2 separate regions of the Mus musculus genome follow, and region 2 is linked to region 1. The links are chromatin loops, found by intact Hi-C in ENCODE. Cell type or tissue: left cerebral cortex. All regions are shown on one strand. Region 1 has its middle 230 kb from the start of Ppargc1a. Region 2 has its middle 94 kb from the start of Gm40302.

Region 1 (8,000 bases):
GAGATGCTATTTAAAATATATAGCTGTGGATGAGGCTGTGGTGTACTCTTCTCTTGTGTCATTCCGGGCTGTTCGGAAGGAGCAGAGGGCACAGGTGACTGTCCTGGCAGCGTAGCTGCTGGGGTTGAACTAGTATCGTCCGCATCTCTCACTCAGTGGTGCTTGTCCACACTCAGTGTTTCCTACAGATTCCATTTTCCCCATGGCTGTGTCCAGATAAGGCTCATTCTGAGACCTGTCACTGCCCACCAGCTCCTGAGGGCGGGCTTGGCTACTATCCTAACTTGTTGGAGAAACAGCACTAGAGGGAAGAAGTTTCCCTCCAATCTAGAGGTCCTTGTTTTTTTCTGGGCAGGATTTTCTTGGTCACAGCAAATCCCACAGGGACTGACTATTGGCATGTGACTGGAAGCCCTGGCATTTCAGATACACTGGGGTCCTAGTGATATAATGCTGACTTCTGCAGTCCTCTGGCCAGGAACATAGTCCCCTGCTCTTTGGGAATAAGGCAGAGTATACCAGAATGGTGACCTGTGTGCTCAATTCCTTCATGTGTGTTGTTGCAGGGAAGCTGAGCACAGAAGAGCCCGATGACCTAGTTTGACCCTGGCTTTGCTATATAGTTCACTCAGGTGGCTAGAATGGAATACCAAAGTCTGGGAGCAGCCAAAAAAAAAGTATCTCTTATCTTCTGGAGATGGAGACACCCAGAGCACAGTCATTTCTTCTTGCTGTGCCTTCTTGCTGTGTTCTTCCATGGTGAAAAAGAAGATCCGTCTCTCTCGGGTCTCTTTAATAGTAAGGAATCCCGTTCATGGGGCCTCTGGCCCTATAGCTGACAGGCTTCAAGAAAACTTAACTTGATGTGATTGTTACCGAAAAGAGGCTAGAATGAGGGGTTTCTAGAGTCAATTAACTGATGGCTGAGAGTGGGGGTGGGGTTAGAACCACTCTTACTATGGACAGTGCCATCCCTTGGACTTTGAAACAAGAAGGTATGAAAATGAGGAAGGGAACTAGACAGCATCATTCATCTCTCTCCACTTCCTGACTGTGGGTGCGACGTGGCCAGTTGCCATCCATACACACCTGCCGCCCTGCCTTTACCACTAAGATGAACAAAGCTACTACCACAACCTGTGAGCCAACATAAACTCTTTTTTCCTTAAGTTGCTTTTGCCAGATATTTTCATTCTCTTAGAGGAATGAGAAAAAAAAAGTGAATTTACTCTCTAGTACCCTGTGAGTTAGGATTTCAGCTTATAAATATTGGAGTGGTGGTGGATGTATTCAGGCTCTGGCAGCCATTTAATAGCTGTGTGACCACTCATACATCTTTACTTTTCCAGAATCTCGATTTTCTCATGTATGAAAAGGGGACAACATTCATGTTCAAAGTCATTAGAGGGAAACATGAGATATTGTTTATAAAGGAGGGGGTCAGTAAACCTTGATTGGGAGCCTGGAGCTGTTGCCTCTTTGGGGAGCCAAGGAGTAAGGAGTGTGTCTGAACCAGCCCTACTCCATCCCTTCTGGGTGGCTTGGATGGGGAGGAACTGGTGATGGGGTCTGGAGTCTGTTTCTTCAGTCCTCCAACTGGCTGAATCCAGAATGTCCAATGTATTCATACCGACATACACTTACACGCTTTCACAGAGTTGTTTACAAAGATTACACATAACACACACACACACACACACACACACACACACACACAAGCCCTGAAACATTACAAGCTTTTCGATTTGTATTTATTTTTGCCTGTGAGAAGTTTTGTTTGCTTACTGGCTCTAGCTACCTGGCATTGGTTCTTATATTGTTCTCAGGCTTGTTGGAGTATCATTTGTCCCAGGGATATTTGGAACCTATGAAAGGTACGTAAACCAGGCAATGTCTTTCAGATGGACACATGGGGTGAATCTAAGAATCTGGGAGTCAGACATGGGTTTGGGTGGGACTTATGAGATGGAGGTTGATTTGTGCCTTCAGTCACATTCCAAATCAATTAATACATTCATTTTCCATTTACTGCTTGTCCCTATTAGAGACCTTATTATCCAAATAAGTATATAAACTGACTTCAGTTTATATACATGGGTGCATACATACAGATGAATGTATGGATGTATGTACATAGGTATGTATAGACATATATATGTTAGTTGTATATTGTATGTCACAAAATGTGTGGATAAATGTATATGCTATGTTATTGTGAGGTTGGGCAAGTCTCTATTTTTAATTTGGCTTGTTAAAATGGTGAGGTGCCAATGAGGAAATACTCCATTCAGGTCTCTCTCTTGATGCTTTTTCACCTCTAAGCAGCTCCACCCCTCTTGTGGCCACTGAGAAAAACTTTGTCTCTTGTGCTTTTGTTATTTACAACTGAGCAATGAGAAACCCCCTACCTTCCATCCTCAGGTCTTCGGAAACAGTTAAGAGCTGTGGAGCAGGCTTTGTGTGCTACTGGGGAGATGCAGAACAGGAGAGCCAGAGGGCCTTCCTCTTTCCAACTTAACTCTTCCATGGAGAGTCTTTGTTGAGCCAAGGCGAGGGCAGCATGTAGGGAATGAGAGAGGAAGTGTCCCTGCCTCATCCCCTTTTGTTTGATCAAAGTCTTTTGGAGAGGTTTCGCTGCCTCTGCATAGGAACGCAGGCTCGGCATTCTGTTTTATGTCGAGACAATGCAGAGTAGAACACCTCTCCAATGACTGCCTGATAAAGGAATAAATTGACTGTACAAGGTGATGCGTTTGATAGGTCATTCTTGCCGATGCACTAGAAACACCTTCTATTAAGAACAAAATGAGGACAAATTTGTTATGCACCTTCTGTTATTTTTAGATTGCATTGACATTTTTTCCCCCTCCAGGTTGGAGCCTATTATTCTGGACTTCCTAAGAAAACAGCAGTGACTTAGAGAGCATTTCATTGTGTTGACCTCTACTTAATTTTCTATGCAAGTGGAAAAAACGATTACAGAAGGCCAATCAACACTTTAAATATCCCATGTGTATATGTTATGCTTATAAATAGATGTGGATATAGAGTTTGAATGTATTTTTATCAGCCTATGTAAGGGTAAAGGGCTTATTAAATATATATGTCTATATTTATCTGTTTCAGAGAAGAGGGGAAAATGGTTCATTTAAGGACCATTGTGGTTCAAAAGACCACGTGGCTGCTCAAATGTTAAAACGGGATAGTGTTCTAAAAATAATAATATTCCGCTGTGGTTTGCTTTTGGTGAGAGCTGTGCGTAGGGCAATTAGGCAGCAGTACGATTCTTCTAACAGTTCCTCTCTGGCAGAGGGCACTGACAGAGAGTTGAGCTGAAATCCCCACAAGGAGACCCAGGCTTGGGAAACAGCACCTTTGAACGTTTGGGGAATCTTTCTTTGAATTTTCTTCAAATGCTCAAACTGTGAGAGGGTGGGTTCCACAGCTGTTCCTTGTAGCTTCTCCATGGCAGGCTGATGGGAAAATCAGAGAGCTGCCTTGGCCCATAAATAGCAGGAAGGTGCTCTGTTTTGAAATGCCTGTGTAGCTCATTGACTGTGCACATTATGACTGGGATGCTAATGGTTTCTGTGGCCTGCAGGTGACAGGAAGATTTCTGCAGGCAGGGCTTTGTTGTAAATCCAGTCTGCTGCTGCCTCTTCTGGATCAGAGGATTAGAGGTGCTTTCCAAGTTGTGATCTTGGCCTTTTTGAGTTACGGTTAAGAGAAGCAAGATGAATGACCAGCCAGCCTCCCACAGCTGGTGCTCCCAGCCCTCACAACTCCAGAGGCTCCACACAAAGAATCTAAGCTGGAGCAATCTGGGAAGCAGAACAGAGGTTCAACTTGTATGCCTTGTAAAGTTTCTACTAAAGTGGAGACTCTAGCCAGGACGTTGTTGAGAAGCCCCTAGAACTTTGTGGCCATGTTCTAGAACCATGGAGACCATGATGCTAATTCATACAGCTTCATAGGTCTTCCTTAGTAATATCACTGATTATTAAGAGAAGCTCATTGTATCCTGTTCCTGCCAAGGGCCTTTTCATTCCACAATGTCCTTGTGACTATCATCTAGCCTTATCCTCATACCAAGAAGTAGATATTTCTGGAAGAGGCAGTGCTCACTTGAGAAGAGCCGCTGAGCTTTCGTGACTGTCATGGTGTGCCAGGTACTACTGAAAGCTAATAGCAAGGAGAAATTCTATGCCTATTAGCCTCATGGGCCAGAGAGATAAGAAGACTCAAAACTAATATACATGTAGGAGCTGTTTTCTTTATAACCTGTTAAAATAATTTTAAGGGGGCAGAGGAACTTTTCCTCGGTTGCTCTCTCTTTCTCTCCCCTTCTTTTTTTGTTTTTGTTTTTTTTTTTGTTGTTGTTGTTGTTATTTGATGTTTCGAGGTAGAATCTCATGTATCCCATGGTGGCCTAGAGCTGAACCTGTTATGCATCTGACAAACTTTAACTCCTAATACTGCTGCCTCCACACCCTAGTGCTAGCACTCTAGGGGTCTGCCACCATGTGTGGCTTGTCCCTCTTCTTGTGTTGAACTGGGCAGTCTAGGGAGGCAATGGTGATAAGCAGAGAAAGCAGGGTATACCTGGAGTGTCCTTGCTGCTTCTTTTCTTGAGTCCCTTATTAAATAGTCAAGGCCACTGTGCAGGCTTGTCATGGCTGTTCGCTGCTATTAGTTCTGTTCTATCCCACAGAAATCAGGCACAGAGCGAAGCTCAGGGCCCTGAAGCAGGTAAAGGCATTGGTGGGATTTGAATGTAGACCATTTGATCTTTGAAAACTACAAACCCTTCTGTTTAGGGTGAAATGACTTACTTTAAAATCCCAAAAGCCTCGAGGGTCACCCTTGCTCAGTACAGACACAATCCTTTTGGAGGCATGGGAAGCTTTCATTCCTCTCATTATTTACCAACTTTGCTGGGCAGGTGCAGTCATTGATTTTTCTTTGTTTGTTTGTTTGTTTTTTAACTTTCTGAAGGCTGGATTAGAAGCCAGATGGGGAATGTATTCCAGTTCTGAGAGTGGACTCCCCTGCACTACCAGAAACTCTGTACCGGAGAACACAGCATATTCCTTTGACCAACGAGCTGGCTATGGTCAGAAGGGATAGGGTTAGAACCTTGAAGGCATGACTCTTCCAGGCCTTTTATACAATCCCATCTAGATTTCATCCACGATAAAAGTGGAGCTATGAGAATTAGTCTGCTCATTTATTAATGTCCCCTGTCTCCTTCCTATAATTGCTGTTCTCTCCGAGCCTTTATGAGCACCACTCTTTCTATTTCTTCTGCCAAGTTGGCCCTCCTCCTTGTGTCTTTGCATTGGCTGTCTGACATTCTCTTCAGCTCCTAGGTTAGCATTCACATTAAGAGCCTCCATTGTGTTGCCCTGTGCTCTTCGTAGCAATTTATTTCTTTTCAAAACAATCTTTATATTTGTCTAGCTCTCAAAGATCTGCAACGCCAAACATACCGAGTGCCAGATCTTGAAAGTGGAACATGACTAGTTAATGACATAATCCTGTGTGCAGATCCAGGCCTGAAGCAGGTGAGGCATTGGAAAAACACCTGTTGAGACAATGAATACAACAATGTCTAGCTATGTTATCTACGTGGAGGGTTATCCAAGATCAAGGGATGAAAAGCCAGCAGCACAAACCATTGTAATATCAAGCAGAACAGGACAAACTCCATGCTCAGTGTAGGCCACTCAGATGTTCTGATGTGCTCTAGCAAAAATCTGCTTGGGTAGCTGCACCAAGCCTGCCTCTGTCAGATCTGATAACCACGATGTAAGATAATAGCTAACTCAAAATTAAAAAGCCTCTTCTACACATTATCCACCCAGTAGTGCTGGTAGGTTTCTTGGATGTGTGCTTGATTGGAATTGAATACAAATCAATGCCCAGTGAAGCCTGAGGCTCCCTTTAGATCTCAGGCAAAGCCTCAGGCCTCTGATCTCATCAGGAGGACAGCAGAGGGAGGGAGGCTGTACTAGGTGAGCCTTAGGAGGAGAAGGAACTGAAGTGAGCCATTCTGAAACTTCGCCAACAGTCAGGTGTGACATTGGTGTGACACCAAGGCCTCGTGGCTCTGGAAACTGCACAGCTGCTTGAAAGGCATCTCATGTGCTCTGCCATGTTTTCTTCGGGTTTCCTGGAAATGAAGTGGAGGCTGACTGATAATGTGCAGGATCTAAGAAGCCCTCTGATCCAGGAGAAACGCTCAAGATAAAGTTGGAGTTGAGATGTCCGTTTTCACACAGGTGGGATGGAGTGCACCACAATCCTCAGGGTTTTTTTTTTTTCTCCAAGCCAAAGGATTTCCCCAAGCACATGTGATCATCTCTGCCAGCCACCCTTCAACCAAAACATGTTTATTTAAATATTGTACCGTCCCCTCATGCACTTTTATTATTTACCGATTTAAAAAAATGTCATCATTCCTTTTCTTCTGAATTTTTTAAAGCGACAATTGTGCAATTAAATTACTGAATTCATTTATATTTAATTGTGCTTTTCGTTTTAATGTGCTATTGGACGACATTTCTTTCTGGGGCTGTTAGTTTTCCATGCAACACAGAGAATCTGAGGCTATATCAAGGAAATATATTACATGGGCAAGACAAAGTCTCATTAGTGTTATTTATAGCATGCCGAAACCTCATTAGGGGAAGGTATGCTGGATTCAAAAATGCATTACCGGGAACGCTTGATTTTTTTGTGCTGGAGAAATTGCTTTTATTGTGTTTCTTTGTCACAAGTATAGTGGCTACTGGACATTTTGGTTTCTTAAAGTATGAAATAAATTAAGTTAGAAGAAAAGAGTGATTAATCTGCTGGGAAGTATTGGCTCCTCATATAAGCAGCATAGGCTGCATATGGTTGTAAGGATTTCTGTTTGTTCATGTACCTTCTTCCCTGCCAACCGTTAATTTATAGCTTGTTTCACCTTGAACAAAAAAGCAATATTTTTCAGGGCAGTAGTTTGCATCTTAAGCAGTAATAATATTCTTTTAGTGTATTTCAAATCAGAGGTGAGTGAAACTTGAGGTACGGAGTCACATGTTGTCCAATTTAGGAAGGTCTGTCTTTCTAAGTGGCCATGTGTCTAGTCCAGTGTAAATATGTCCGTATGTGTGCTGAGAAGAGTGCAAATGAAGGAAGTCAGCAGTGAGTCCCTGTGTTATCCCTCTCAAAGGAAGATGTGTGCAGTATGTGTGCTGTGTACTGCACACATACTGCACACATGCGTGCACACATGCGTGTACATACATACTACACATATACTGCACACACGCTGCACACATACTGCACACATACTGCACACATGCATGCACACATGCATGTACATACATACTGCACACATACTGCACACACGCTGCACACATACTGCACACATGCGTGTACATACATACTGCACATATACTGCACACACACTGCACACATGCGTGCAAGCAGTGGTGGCCGCTCCTTGCTCAGTCAGCCTGATGTGCAGCTGAAGAGCCTGAGTTATGAAAGCTAAAACTGTTTTTCCCTTTGCTGGAGGGAGGGTGGCAGAAGTCACTCTGACTTCTCTTCTCATCACTAGTTTCTCTCCTCATTACCATCTGGCCTGTGGGTGTTGGTTGTCATTTGTCTTTTGGTGAAAGGCTCTTTCCCTTAGGTTTAATTTTTCACTATAAACTCAGAAAACGCTGGGAAATCTGTGGTCCCAAAGTTTATCACAGTTCAGCTATGGCATGGAGAAGAGAGGTTCTGGGCATCCCTTTCTGCTTATGTTCTTGGTTGTTTCTTATCATACTGATGGCCCCATGATTTCAAGAGAGCTGCCACAGCTCTAAGCATCACTTCCACATACCTTGGGTATTGGTAAACAGAGAGGCCAGGGCCAAAGGCTTGTGAGTTTTGATCTTCTTATTTTCTTCCATTGAGAGGAGGCCCTTCCTTTAAGTGCCACAGGTTTCTCCCTAATTTTCATTGGC
Region 2 (8,000 bases), 260 kb before region 1:
CTGTCTCTGAGTCCATTGAAAGTGATTTACCAGTTTCATGTTAAATATATGGGACAGTTGGTCTTGCGACAGCAATGCAATTATTCTGGAAAAGAATTTTCAGTATGAAAATAAAAGAAAGTTAAAATAGTCATAATTTACTGCTCCCGAGTATGGGGCAGCTGTTTTCTGCCTCGATCTGTATTCTAATAAGTCTTTTAAATGAAGAGATTTATGAGATTATTTTAATTTTGATGTCTTTTTAATGCTTCATGCATTTTAAATACAACCTTTTAATAGTTTTTGAGATTGAAGAATTTAATTTTGTTTTATACTGCAGAAATAAATGTATTCTCAGGAGACCACACCACGATTGTGGTTTTTTTCCTTTGTGAAATCAGCACGCCCTCCGCATACAAGTCAGTTGCTAACCAGACCCTGTAAAGTCAGATCCGCAACTAAGTCTTTTCTAGGTGGGGTGGAACTAGCAGATGAGAAGAAAGAATGTGTGGCTGTGGTGGATTTCATCCTTTTCATTTGATTAATTAAGTAGTTAATTGATTACTTGTGTGTGATTGTGTGACGGTCTATTTGGGTGTGGGTGTGGGTGTGGATGTGGGTGTGTGTTTAGAGGTCAGAGAAACTCTTTGGGAGTTGGTTTTTCTCTTCTACCTTGTTTCCAGGTGTGTGTGTGGGGTGGGGCAGAGGTAGGTCTCTATCATTTCTGCTGAATATGCAACATACTGCAGGCATGATGACCTGTGAGCTTTCAGCCAGGTCTCCTGTCTTCACCTCCCCATCTTGCTGGGATTATAGATGTACACTGGCACTTCTGGTTTTTTCTGGGATTGACCTTGGATCAACAGGCTTGTGAGGCCAGGCCTTTTGTCTATTGAGCCATTTCACTGGACTGGAATAGATTTCTCTTTAAAAAAATATTATTTACTAATTATTTTATTCATTTACATCCCAAATGTTGCTCCCCTGCCAGTCCCCCTTACAGAGTTCTCCCCGCCCCTCTCTTTTCCCCTTTGTCTCTGAGAGGGTGCCCCCTGCTGGACTGGACAAGCCCCCCCCTCCCTGGGACATCAAGTCTCTACAGGATTAGGTGCATTCTTTCCCACTGAGGCCAGATAAGGCATTCCTCTGCTACATATGTGCTAGGAGCCTCAGTTCAGCCCATGCACGGTCTTTGGTTGGTGGCTCAGTCTTTGGGAGCTCCCAAGGGTCCAGGTTAGTTGACACTGTTAGTCTTCCTATGGTGTTGCCATCTCTGTTAACTCCTTCAACCCTCCCCCTAAGTCTTCCATAGAGGTCCTAGACTTCTGTCCAATGCTTGTCTGTGAGTGTCTGCCTGTTCCGTCAGCGGCTGATAGAGCCTCTCGGAGGACAGCCATGCTAGCTTTCTGTCTACAAGCACAACATAGATTTCTTAATGACTTATTGATCAACATGTCTCATTGATTAATTAGACATGTTGGTGTCTTATGTTGAGGGTTGGGGTTGGTTTGGGGGAGGCACAAAGTCAAACTCTGATCATGGTTGTGTGTAAAATAAAACTGCTAAGAGCTGCATTCAGAATATGAGAGAATTGAGAGATGGCTCAGAGGCTGAGTGTGTGCTGTTCTTGCAAAGTTTGCCTGAGTTTGCTTGCTGGCTCCTACATCCCGAAGCTCACAGTTACCTGTAACTGTAGCTCCGGGAGAGCCGACTCATTTTCTGGATTCTGGACCTCATGGGATTATGAAGAATATTCATCCAGAAATGGTATTTTTTAAAAAAATAACAACCTTGTAGTGAAATTGCATTCATGTACAAAGACATACACACACACACACACACACACACACACACACACACACACACACGCGCGCGCATAATTAAGAATAAAATAAAGTATTTGCTCTCGGAACTGAAGAGACTGCTCATCAATGGGAGCTCACAACCATCCGTACGTAGCTCTAGTTCAAAGGGGTCCCGTGTCCTCCTCTGACCAGAGGCACTATGCATGTATGCAGTACACAGATATACATGCAGGCAAATATTCACACCCATAAAAAAGAAATCTTAAAAAAGTTAAAAAAAAACCTCCCACAGTATTATGAATAATATTCACCCAGAAATGTATTTTTAGAAAAGTATCAACCTTCTAGTTAAATCAGATTTTTAAGAACTTTGTAATAATACTAAACTCTCATAGTCAGCAGATAAACCATAGGTTTGGGTACCCAAACATTTGAAGTACTCCAAGATGCCTAGAAGATGCAGATACAGGAATTACTCCTTTCTCCTAATATTTTCAAGGCACTATGAATCACAGTCTTAAGTTGCTTCAGCCATCTGTACATGTTCTAACTGGAGGCCCTAGGAAGTCATGACTCTTTGATCTCCTATCATGCATGTCAGAGACGTCTGAAACACAGGCGCTCTTAAATCTACCTCCCCCCCCCATCCCTGACTTTCTGTTTCTCTGGCTCTCTGTCTTTCTGTGTCTCTGTCTGTCTCTTGTGTTGGGTCTAGAACCCAGGACCCTAAGCACATGTGCACTAATACTCTACCACTAGGCACTCTCTCTAAAGAGGAGTGACCAAAACCCAAAGGTTACGAAAAACACCATCCCAACAATAGCTAATACCAGGAGCTGTGCTCCAGATGAACTGCTAAATGCAAAAGAATAGAATAAATCAGCGTACCTAGTATCCTCTTGATGAGTGAATTGTGTTTGAAGACAACAAAGGCTCAAGGTGCTATGATGTGCATGGAGGGATATATGTTCTCATTTGAGGTAGTTATGTAAGAACACAAACACAGCCTGGTGTGATGGCATATGTCTTTAAACCCAGCACCTGGGAGGCAGAGGCAGGCAAGATCTCTGAGTTCGATCGAGGCCAGTCTGGTGCACAAAGTGACTTCCAGGACAGCCAGGGCTGTACAGAGAAACCCTGTCTCGTAAACCAAAGCAAACCAAACACAAATCGTGTACATGGAGAAAATATCGGATAGAGACCAGTCAGTGACTGGAAATCAGAGTGAGTTGTTACCTTTCCACATAATTTTCTATACAAAAGGGGTTTTTGTATATAGCTCTAGACAGGGTGAAGTGCATATACTTCTATAAAGCGATTTGCAAAAGCAGTCAGGATTTATTCTTTAAATTGCTAAAAAATCCTCCCTTTTGTTGTGATCATAGTCTTTTTCAAACAGTGATCTTTTAATTTGTATTCGAGGGAGAAGAAGTGGAAACTTCCTGTCCTGGGATTCAGATCTCATTCCCCAGCTGCACCCACAGGCCTGTCTGAGAAATAATCACATCCCAGGGCTCCCTGGATCTGCCTGCTACAATGAAGCTTACAGACTGCTGCAGCTTTTTGCAACTTGCTACTTCAGTCTTTTTCGCTGGGGAAAAAAAAGTTACTTACAAGTCATGCCTTGGTTAGTGATTACCCCAGTTTTACAGTACCATTAAAATCCCTAAACCCATCTAAATGGCTTTGTCAACAAAAAGGCAGATCATAAACTCCCAACCAGATTTCTCTCCTCTATATCATGTCATGACAGTTGATACTATCTAGTCTGCAATTTGTAGTTTTGGAGCAGGACCTCTCTCATCCCATAACTAACATCTCTATTTTAGGGGAAGCCTTCAGTTGATTTATTTTTCTGGACCTCAGTTTTCTAAGCTACCTGATGGGTCTAAGACTTGATTTTTCAGGGCTCTCCTGAAGTTATAAGATGCAAATGATAGTGTGTATGCAAATGATGGTGTGTATGCAAATGAGGGCATACATTCAGATAGTGGTATGCATTCAAAAGGTATAATAATCATGGCTGTTGTCCTTATTTCTGTTATAATTATTAGTTGTAATATGAACAGGCTTTCTCAAGGCCAGAGCTCCAATTTTCCCGGAATCCCTGTAGTTCCTAATAATAATAGCAGCTAACATTATCAGTGTGCTTATTTTGTTCCAGACATATCTCACATTGCCCTGCATGCATTAATCTCACTTAATATCTACAAGACCTCCAGAGAGGGATACTCTCTATTTTGCCAATGAGGAATCCGAAGCACAGATCATCTCTGCAGCTCACGGTGGGTCTCCAAGCTAATAATAACAGAGCTCAGATTTGAGCCCCTCTGACTTGCAGCCCTCTTGTAACTATTGAAATCCTCTGAACTAGTAAGCGGAAACATCTGTTTGATGAGACAGTACTGTCAGGTATAAGAAGTTTAGTATCTTGAAAATGTTGGGATGCAGACCTCGCTCTCCTGAATCCCCTAAGGTTAAAACAGGGCCCATTGCTAACATGCTCTTTCTAAGTCTACCTAAGGCTCCTCATTAGAGCATCTTAAAATTTTAGTTGAAAATAGTTTAAAAATAAAATCACCACAGACCCAAAGCAAGTCAAGAGTTGAGGACACTAAGAGTTTATGCTAGAAGTGTCTGCCATCTTGGTTTTCAGAAAAGTTGATGAAAAAGACTGAAAGCTATTTGCAGACAACGACGTATAGATAACAGGGTACCTAGCAATGATGCTTCAGTGAGTCATCCTGCATGTGGGTAACTCCATTTAACCTTGACTCAGTTCTAAACAGGGCTCACAGTCTACGGATGAGTCACCGTCTACAAATAGTCTACAAACATGTTTAGAGACTTTTTTTTTCTTTTTTAGAATTCTTTTCTTACTTAAGACGACTTCCTTCCTATTGATTTCTTCCCTAGATTATCCTCCCATTTACCCTCAACTTCCTTTCTTCCGAATTTCCCTTCTCCTCCTCCTTCTCTTCTCTCTTCCTTCTAAATTCTGGATGGTCTCGTGAGAACGTTGAGGGGAAATTTGAAAAAAAGCAAGGAAAATAATTCTTATTCCTACAACATAGCTCTTTTTTTATTGCTTTGAGTTTGCATATTATTTTATCTTTAGGAAATTTTTTGGTTTGCATACATAATTTATAATTATATGATTGCGGTCGAAGTGAACAAACAATCTTACTCAGCTTTGTTTCATGCATTTAATGAGTGTGCATTATTCCATTAAGCTGAAGTCCATAATTTATGTTGTCTTTTTCCATTGCTGATTTTTTTGTTGTTTCTAAGGTTTTGTTCTTTTAGGCAGTGAACGTGTTTTTGCACTGGGCTTTTGCCTCTGCCAAAGTTCCTAACATTAAATCAAATACTTCTGTGTCTAAAATGAAACTTTTAAAAATTTGGTCCAAATTTCCTCAACTATTGATGCTACACAAATGGATTTTTACCCAACCAGCTTCATGTCTACTTAATGTTGTAAGAATTATTCAGTTAATTTAATCTTCACTGCTTGGCACCTGATTTAGGAAAAACTAATTCAATCCTGCTTACAAATTATTTATAGCAATAACTGAATTCTTTATATTAGCCATTTTTTTTCAGTGACCTGGTAGCATCAACATTTAAGGTAAGACTTTAGAAATTGAATCTCAGGATTTTTATAATTAACAGTTGACTGTACGCATAAGTGTTAGCTAGATGATTCTGACATTTTAAGAACAAGCATTTGGACATGTCTGGGTATATCCTTGTTTTGTGACTACATGATTGTGTTTTCTCTCCTATATCCTGTGTCCACTGCAAAGGCTGCTGACTTCTTCCCCAGTTCACGATGACGTTGGTAGAAGCAGTTGGTCTATTCCTACTTTTCTTAAATTGGAACTAGCCCTTCATCTATACATCTGTAATTGCACCAGTAATGGACAATGAGGATTTGCATTATCAAACATTTCTGGCTTTGTCTCATTTGATTTCTGACTGCATTTCGTTCCCTGAAAATCTCTACTCCTCAGTTCTCACCGTCTCAAACTTTGGCATTCCCATCTTGGTCACTTTTGCTGAGTCTGTGTCTTTGACTCATTGTGGGAAGTAACCAGTCTGCACTCCTCAATTTGCCCTGCATTCTACAACAATCCATCCCTACACTACACACACATCCACACACACACATCCACACACTCATACACACACTCACACTCTTACACACTCCTCACTTTCCCCTGCCTTCTGCCCATATACACAGGGCTTTGCGCTCTGTGTTTTCAAGCCTGTTTTGTACCCTTTGCATCTGTGGGTTGCATACCAGTTCTTGTTGGCTACTGTTTACTTTTAATGGGGATAGGTAGAATCTTCTTTGGTTCTATACTTCCCAAGTCTAAAGCTGCCTTTGCTCAGATCTTACTCAGATAATGCTAACACTCTCCACCCGGTTACCTTGTCTAGAAACCTAGACATTATATCATCCAGTTTCTCATTCTCTAACATCTAACCCAGCACCCAGATATACTTATTCTGTTTAGAGTTGGCCTTGAACCCTCCTCTTTTCTTTATTGTCCCATTGTTTCTGCCTCGGATAAGATTGTGGAGCGTCACTAATTTGTATCCTTGGATGTAGTCTTACTTTTTTCCAATTGTCCTCCTGCTTTAGCTGGAGTGAGTAAAATTACTCATTGAATCCCCTCACACTATTGAGCTGACCTTCCCGCCTCCACAGAAGCCTCCTCATGTCATCTGGAAGGGATGCTGTTGACTCTTGCACAGTAGTCAGATTCTGTGACCAGCCATGCACTGTCTCCATTAACTTCTAAGAATCTTGGCTGTGCTCTGCCACAATGGCTCTCCTTGAGTTTCCATGCATCTCTCGGTTCTGTGACCTAGAATGGTATTTCTTTTGCCTTGCCTGTGCTGTCCTCACTAAGCTCTTGGCCCCCTTGTAAGATGTAGCTCTGAGGTCTTGAGGACAAGAAGCATGCTCCTGTTTTCCTGTAAATAAAATTCATGCCCTGCAATTTAGAAAACAAAGGAAAGCACTCTCACCCACAGACTGGTCCAAGCTTCTAGTCTCAGCTGCTGGAGAGGCTGAAGGAGAAGGATTGGAATCACAGGTTTGAGGCAAGCTTGGAGGAATTAGCAAGATCCTGTTCCAAAACAACATTCAAACAAAAGGACTGAATAGGTAGTTTACCAACAGAGAGGTTATGACAGATGCCCAAGGCCTTGGATTCAATTCTCAGCACTGCAAAAAGCAATCAAAACCCACTTTATATTTCATCATGAGCCCATGTATCCTAAGCTGGTCTTGAATTTACAAAAACAGTTAAGGATGACCTCTTGTCTCCACCTTGAAACGGCTGTGATTATGATGGCAAACCATCACCATTGCTTTTGTGTGGTGCTAAGACCTGAATCCGGGGCTTTCATGCATGCTGGGCAAACGCTCTAGCCACTGCACCAACCTCTGTAACTATTTATGTAGAGATTCTTTTGAACTTTAAGAGAGGGAATGTTTCATGAAAAGCCTCGCTGTGTATTTAAAAAAATATAATTTCTAATGAGTGCATTATATTTGACAATATCATATCATATAGATATACCATAATTTATTTAACCACCCCTCATTGATGCATGCTTAATTTTTTCAATTTCAATATGCTAATGCTTCATTGAATAGCCTTTATTGATATTTAACAGATTTTATGAGATAGAAGAGTACAAGGAGGATTGATCATAAGTTTAATTTTTTTCGAACTTTTACTGAGTCAGTCAAAGAGAGATTTGTTTGTAAAGCAGCAACTGCTCGGTGTATTAAAAACTTTGTTAACCCTTTAGATTTTTTCACAGTGTTGATAATTATACATGTTTAAAATATATAACCATTTCTGTCAATCAAACAAAGTGTGTTAGGAGTGTTGCTAAGGGAAACCCCAGCTTTCCCGTATTCTGATTGTGCGGCAATATAGCTTTTTATGTAACCAGTTCATATTTGTGAAGTGCTTTGAAGATGAAAGCTATTATGTAAAGGCAAAATCACTTCATAAAAATGTTACACATAAGATACAAAAATCCATAGACAGGCTCTAAGATTTTCAAAGTAACATCAACTCTTTCATGTAATCATTTATAACCACCGTCTTTAGACTAGTAATCCAGCATTCATTTATAGATTATTCTCAGAGTATTTTAGTGTTATCTATTGCAGTGAAATTGTTTTTCCAG

Evidence for each region. Peaks named below come from ENCODE experiments on the same cell type or tissue, not always from the same donor. Only the 100,000 strongest peaks of a DNase experiment are listed, where the experiment ranks them.
Region 2: it touches region 1 in a loop (3-fold over the local background); 4 of 42 quality-filtered maps call a loop at or near these places.

Annotation. Positions count from the first base shown.
Region 1 is chr5:51,775,287-51,783,286 of GRCm38, reverse strand. It overlaps a transcript of Ppargc1a not described here. Among named protein-coding and RNA genes, the nearest start is that of Ppargc1a, 230 kb to the right of the region's middle. In left cerebral cortex, no CTCF peak of the experiment used is centred here; DNase peaks (open chromatin) are centred at 218, 3,396 and 7,628; H3K27ac peaks cover 407 bases.
Region 2 is chr5:52,032,105-52,040,104 of GRCm38, reverse strand. It overlaps a transcript of Ppargc1a not described here. Among named protein-coding and RNA genes, the nearest start is that of Gm40302, 94 kb to the left of the region's middle. In left cerebral cortex, no CTCF peak of the experiment used is centred here; DNase peaks (open chromatin) are centred at 4,546 and 7,741; H3K27ac peaks cover 245 bases.